Regions from separate parts of the Homo sapiens genome. Here region 1 is linked to region 2. Evidence: chromatin loops called from intact Hi-C (ENCODE). Cell type or tissue: dorsolateral prefrontal cortex. All regions are shown on one strand. Links, peaks and the distances in the headings refer to the core of each region. The heading gives the core; the rest is flanking DNA. Region 1 has its middle 22 kb from the start of LINC01816. Region 2 holds the start of TIA1 (TIA1 cytotoxic granule associated RNA binding protein).

Region 1 (2,907 bases), core at 114-2,613, 100 kb before region 2:
GCCCGTGCTTGACTTGGTAGAGGGGGTGTCAAGTTAGAAAAAAAGGGGTGACTCTGAACTCCATTCCAGATTGTGATGGGCTGTGATAGTGTCCTGGAGTGGTGCTGGGGGGAAGATCTGACTGCTTGAGCAGAGTCCTCTTTGGGTGGATGATTTGCTCCACCCGTGTGTTTTGTGGCCCCTGTGGTTCTTCTGAGTCATTCAGGTATTACTAGAGCAGGCATCTGCCTGTCACCCACAGGTGTGTTTTGTGAAAAAGCTGTGACTGATGTCCTCCAAGTTTTCAGGTTGAAGGATTTCTCAGGATGGCCAACCACGGTCTTTCCTTGGGTGTTCCTGCTCTTCAGGCAAGCCTCTGCCTTATCTAGTTTTTGTTTGTTTGTTTTTTTTTTTTTTTGAGATGAGTCTCGCCTCTATGGCCAGGGTGGAGTGCAGTGGTGCGATCTTGGCTCACTGCAACCTCTGCCTCCCAGGTTCAAGCGATTCTCCTGCCTCAGCCTCCCGAGTAGCTGGGACTACAGGCACGCGCCAACACGCCTGGCTAATTTTTGTATTTTTAGTAGAGACGGGGTTTCACCATGTTGGCCAGGATGGTCTCAATCTCTTGATCTTGTGATCTGCCCACCTCAGCCTCCCAAAGTGCTGGGATTACAGGCATGAGCCACTGTGCCGGGCATGCCTCATCTAGTTTTATCTTCTCCACCTATCCAAACCCTTCCTCTCCTTTGAAGCCCAATTCAAGTTCTAGGTCTCTGTGCACCTCCCTGGATTCTCAACAATTTTCCCTATTGTCTGACGCACTTAGGAGCTGACACAAACCAGCCCCTCAATCCCAGAGGGTAGACAACACAATGTGGTTATTCCTTCTCTTTTAGAGGCATAGTACCTCTCTTACCAAAAATGTCTCCCCCTCTGTTAGGCCAATCAGTGCCTTTTTGGGGGCTGGGAGGGGTTCTGCCTTTTGGATCAGAGAGTGGAGCAGTGAGTCCTGCTCCAGTGAGGAAGCCATACATTCAGGCACTTCAGGAGCCAGAATTCCTACTAGGGGAGCTGCTCTGTGCTGAGATCAAATGAAGCCCCAGAGAGAGGCAGAAATGGGTCAGATGGACCCTAGCTCCACAGGTCCCGAGGCCCAGCCACATCAGCTCCAGCCCAGTGTGGTTGTCTAGCTCTGCTTTAGTGTCCACAAGCCAGTCATTCATACCTATTTTGCCCAAGCTGGTTAACTGGCTTTCTGTCACTCGCAATTCAAAGTACCTGGTATGGCCGAGCGTGGTGGCTCACGCCTGTAATCCCAGCACTTTGGGAGGTCGAGGAGGGCAGATCACGAGGTCAGGAGTTCAAGACCAGCCTGGCCAACATAGTGAAACCCCGTCTCTACTAAAAATACAAAAAAAAAATAAAAAAAATTAGCTGGGAATAGTGGCGGGTGCCTGTAGTCTCAGCTACTTGGGAGGCTGAGGCAGGAGAATCGCTTGAACCCAGGAGGCGGAGGTTGCAGTGAGCCGAGATCACGCCACTACACTCCAGCCTGGCGACACAGTGAGACTCCATCTCAAAAAACAAACAAAAACAAAGAAAGTACCTGGCACATAGTAGGCATGCAAGAAATGTTCATTCCCTTCTTTCCTCCTTAAAGATAGGCTTATACTTCTGGGTCTTTCAGTATCTCTATTCTGTGATCATTCAATCAGAAACAGCAATTGAATTTTACTAACTGAGAATATATAGAGATACAAGTATGAAGTGAACAAGCTATTACAGGCATTAGTTTTAAACAGCAATATTCCCTTGATACCTGTGAGAGGTGACAGCGTGCTGGCAGTCCTCAGAGCCCTCGCTTGCTCTCGGCACCTCCCCTGCCTGGGCTCCCACTTTGGTGGCATTTGAGGAGCCCTTCAGCCCCCCACTGCACTGTGGGAGCCCCTTTCTGGGCTGGCCAAGGCTGGGAGGTGTGGAGGGAGAGGCACGAGCGGGAACCTGGGCTGTGTGCGGCGCTTGCGGGCCAGCTGGAGTTCCCGGTGGGCGGGGACTTGGTGGGCCCCGCACTCGGAGCAGCCAGCCAGCCCTGCTGGCCCCGGGCAATGGGGCACTTAGCACCTGGGTCAGTGGCTGCGGAGGGTGTACTGGGTCCCCCAGCAGTGCTGGCCCACCAGCGCTGCGCTCGATTTTTCGCCGGGCCTTAGCTGCCTTCCTGCGGGGCAGGGCTTAGGACCTGCGGCCCGCCATGCCTGAGCCTTCCACCCACTCCATGGGCTCCTGTGCGGCCCGAGCCTCCCTGACGAGCACCACCCCCTGCTCCACAGTGCCCAGTCCCATCGACCACCCAAGGGCTGAGGAATGTGAGCGCATGGCGCAGGACTGGCAGGCAGCTCCACCTGCAGCCCCAGTGTGGGATCCACTGGGTGAAGCCAGCTGGGCTCCTGAGTCTGGGGGGGAATGTGGAGTCTTTATATCTAGCTCAGGGATTGTAAATACACCAATCAGCACCCTGTGTTTAGCTCAAGGTTTGTGAGTGCACCAGTCGACACTCTGTATCTAGCTGCTCTGGTGGGGACGTGGAGAGTCTTTATATCTAGCTCAGGGATTGTAACTACACCAATCAGCACCCTGTGTTTAGCTCAAGGTTTGTGAGTGCACCAATCAACACTCCGTATCTAGCTGCTCTGGTGAGGATGTGGAGAACCTTTATGTCTAGCTCAAGGATTGTAAATACACCAGTCGGCACTCTGTATCTAGCTCAAGGTTTGTAAACACACCAATCAGCACCCTGTGTTTAGCTCAAGGTTTGTGAGTGCACCAATCGACACTCTGTATCTAGCTGCTATGGTGGGGCCTTGGAGAACCTGTGTGTGGAAACTCTGTATCTAACTAATCTGATGGGGACGTGGAGAACCTTTGTATCTA
Region 2 (2,907 bases), core at 102-2,601:
ATTTCCCCTCAATTGATATATTCCTTCTGGGTGAGATTTCCAAATCCTTGGGGTGTCTGGTTAGGCTTTTTGGTCGGTGGGTGCTACAGAAGGAAAGCCAGAGGTTAAAGAAAAATGCTTGGCTTTTTTCCAATTGGCAACTGCAAGAATAAAGTTTACTGCACTGAAAATGAGTACAAGCACCCTCGAGGAGGAAAAAAAATCTTATCACCGAGAAGAAAATGAAAGGAAGAATTTCAGTAGGAAATCAAAAGTAAAATTAAAGGGAGACGGCTGTAAAGATAAGAAGAGGTTAATCAAAAAGGGGGAGAAGCGGGAAAAGGAAAGAAAGCATAGGACAAAAGGAAGGTTCGACGAGTTCTAAAAAGAGGTCTGAATTAAAGTCTTTTCTCCAGGTCTAAGACCACAGAGGGCCCGTGGCGAGAGCAAAGGTCATGCAATGGTGTTGCTAAAGTGAAGGGATTAATTGAGAGGGTTGAGCCCCGTCTCCCTTCACCTCGTCCTCACAGATTGGGTCTTGGTTGTAAGCATCCAGGTGCATGCTAAGGAAACAAAAACCACGATATCGCGGTGTCCACGGAGAACAATAGGCTGGGAGCGGCGCAGGGCCGAGGCCTTCCCTCCGGGACGACCACCATCCCGCCTCCCTCATCGCTGCCCCAGACTCACAGAGTCTTGGGCATCTCGTCCTCCATGGCTGCTGCTGTCGCGGCGGCGCCTCCAGGTCCAGCTCCCTGCCCTTCACTACCTCCCAAATCGTTTAAGCGGTTATGGCTACAGGATAGTGGGGTTTCTCGGCTGACCAGAGGTTACTCCGCCTCCTCCTCCGGCGGCAATTACACTAAACCGCCCGGCCCAGCGGGAACAATGAAACCCCAATACAAGATGGCGGCGAGCCGGGAGCCTAGGAGCAGCCAGCAAAGTTACCCGGGCCGCGCAGGCGCAGAATAATCTTGCACTCTCAACCTCCGGGCCGCCCGGCTACACCTTAATCCATAGGTTCACTTGTTGCGCAGCCGCTCTTCCACCCGACGCGAGGGACGCCTCAGACTGCGCAGGCGCAAGTATTAACTACTTCACGATTTGCGTGAACTTTTTTGTCTTCTGGCTGCGGATTCGAGTGTTTCGACCGCGAATTATGAGGGAGTGGAAACCTTCAGGGACAGTAAAAAGCCTAAATCTTTCCTCTTTTGGAAAGATATATAAAGACTCTTCAAGCTATCTGGTTTTTAGCGAGCGAGAAGCAAAACGCCTATGCGCCGCCCGGGAATCGAACCCGGGTCGCAAGAATGGGAATCTTGCATGATACCACTACACCAGCGGCGCTGTTGACATGCCCAGCCGCCACAGTATTTTAGGAGGAAATAGAAGCAGACGTTCTCTCATGTGAAAAGAATTGTCATGTATTATTTATTCATTTAAAAGTAAAAGTTTATTGACAGTCTGTAATCTTCTGTTTTCCAATAACATAAATAATTTATCTTTTCTCATCCCAAACATAGGAATGGATGTTTCAACTTTCTCTGTACAGAAAAAAAATTTCAATTTAAAATGTTTACTTAAGAAATAAGAAAAAAGAAAAAAAGTTTTACTTAAAAAAGTAAGGATTTTATTAAGAATTTGCGTCGTTGGTGCTAGCCAGATTTTTCAGCGCGGGGAGGATATTTCCAGATGCCAGATTTTTATTTATATTTGCATTTCTTCCGTGTATTGATTGCACATTGAAAAGCATTTAAGAAATAGCTGTTTAGGCCGGGGGCAGTGGCTCACGCCTGTTATTCCAGCACTTTGGATGGCTGAGGCGGGCGGATCACCTGAGATCAGGAGTTCGAGACCAGCCTGACCAACATGGCGAAACCCTGTCTCTACTAAAAATACAAAAATTAGCTGGATGTGGTGGTGGGGGCCCGTAATCCCAACTACTCAGGAGGCTGAGGCAGGAGAATCCTTGAATCTGGGAGGTGGAGATTGCAGTGAGCCGAGATCTTGCCATTGCACTCCAGCCTGGGCAACAGAACGAGGATCCGTCTCAAAAAACAAACAAAGAAACAAACAAAAAACCCCAGCTATTTAATGCAAATTGGTCACAAGAATCTTAAAAGTAAACAAGTCAAAAGATACATAAACTTCAGTCCAACTTTAGGAGGCAGAGAAATTAGAGCTCTGAAATGTGATTCAGTATACTCTGTATGCATTTCACATTGCTTATTATATATATATGTCACTAAAGTAATCCTATGTCTAGGAATCTATCCTACAGAAATAAAACAATTAATTTATAAAGATTTATGTGCCAAGATACAACTGCAGCATTGTTTACAGTAGAAAAAAATGGAGTAACCTGAATATCCATCAATGCCACTTATGGTAATTTATTCAATTTACACCAAATACATGTGGAACTTTTTCTTTTTCTTTCTTTCTTTTTTTTTTTTGAGACAGTCTCGCTCTATCTCCCAGGCTGGAGTGCAGTGACACAATCTTGGCTCACTGCAACCTCTGCCTCCCAGGTTCAAGCGATTCTCCTGCCTCAGCCTCCCTAGTAGCTGGGATTACAGACGTGCGCCACCACCTAAATTAGCCTAACTAATTTTTGTATTTTAGTAGAGACAGGGTTTTGCCATGTTGGCCAGGCTGGTCTTGAACTCCTGACCTCAGGTGATCTGCCTGCCTTAGCCTCCCAAAGTGCTGAGATAACAGACGTGAGCCGCTGCCCCCAGATGGAACATTCATTTTATGGACTATTTTGCAGTTATTGAAAAGCTATTAATCAGATCTGTAGTGTTGAACTGGAAAATATCTATGATGTAAGTTTATTTAAGTTGTAGAAATATTTTTTAAACATAGGAGAATTTACACATCGAAAAACGTGATGTCGGCTGAGCGGGGCGGCTCACGCCTGTAATC

What was found. Peaks named below come from ENCODE experiments on the same cell type or tissue, not always from the same donor. Only the 100,000 strongest peaks of a DNase experiment are listed, where the experiment ranks them.
Region 1: a loop joins it to region 2, with 4 times the contacts of the local background. A loop is called at or near these places in 15 of 110 quality-filtered maps.

What each region holds. Positions count from the first base shown.
Region 1 is chr2:70,146,345-70,149,251 of GRCh38, forward strand. No RefSeq gene overlaps it. Among named protein-coding and RNA genes, the nearest start is that of LINC01816, 22 kb to the left of the region's middle. RefSeq lists an enhancer at 2,589-2,907. In dorsolateral prefrontal cortex, for the core only: no CTCF peak of the experiment used is centred there; no DNase peak of the experiment used is centred there.
Region 2 is chr2:70,247,736-70,250,642 of GRCh38, forward strand. It overlaps TIA1 (TIA1 cytotoxic granule associated RNA binding protein), which reads right to left and starts at 893. Exons shown (of 13, transcript NM_022173.4): 1 at 670-893. The coding sequence starts at 695. TRG-CCC2-1 (tRNA-Gly (anticodon CCC) 2-1) reads right to left here and starts at 1,326; the gene lies at 1,256-1,326. RefSeq lists enhancers at 1-474, 475-1,289. In dorsolateral prefrontal cortex, for the core only: CTCF peaks have their summits at 1,028 and 1,290; DNase peaks (open chromatin) are centred at 956, 1,306 and 1,806; H3K4me3 peaks cover 1,991 bases; H3K27ac peaks cover 2,248 bases.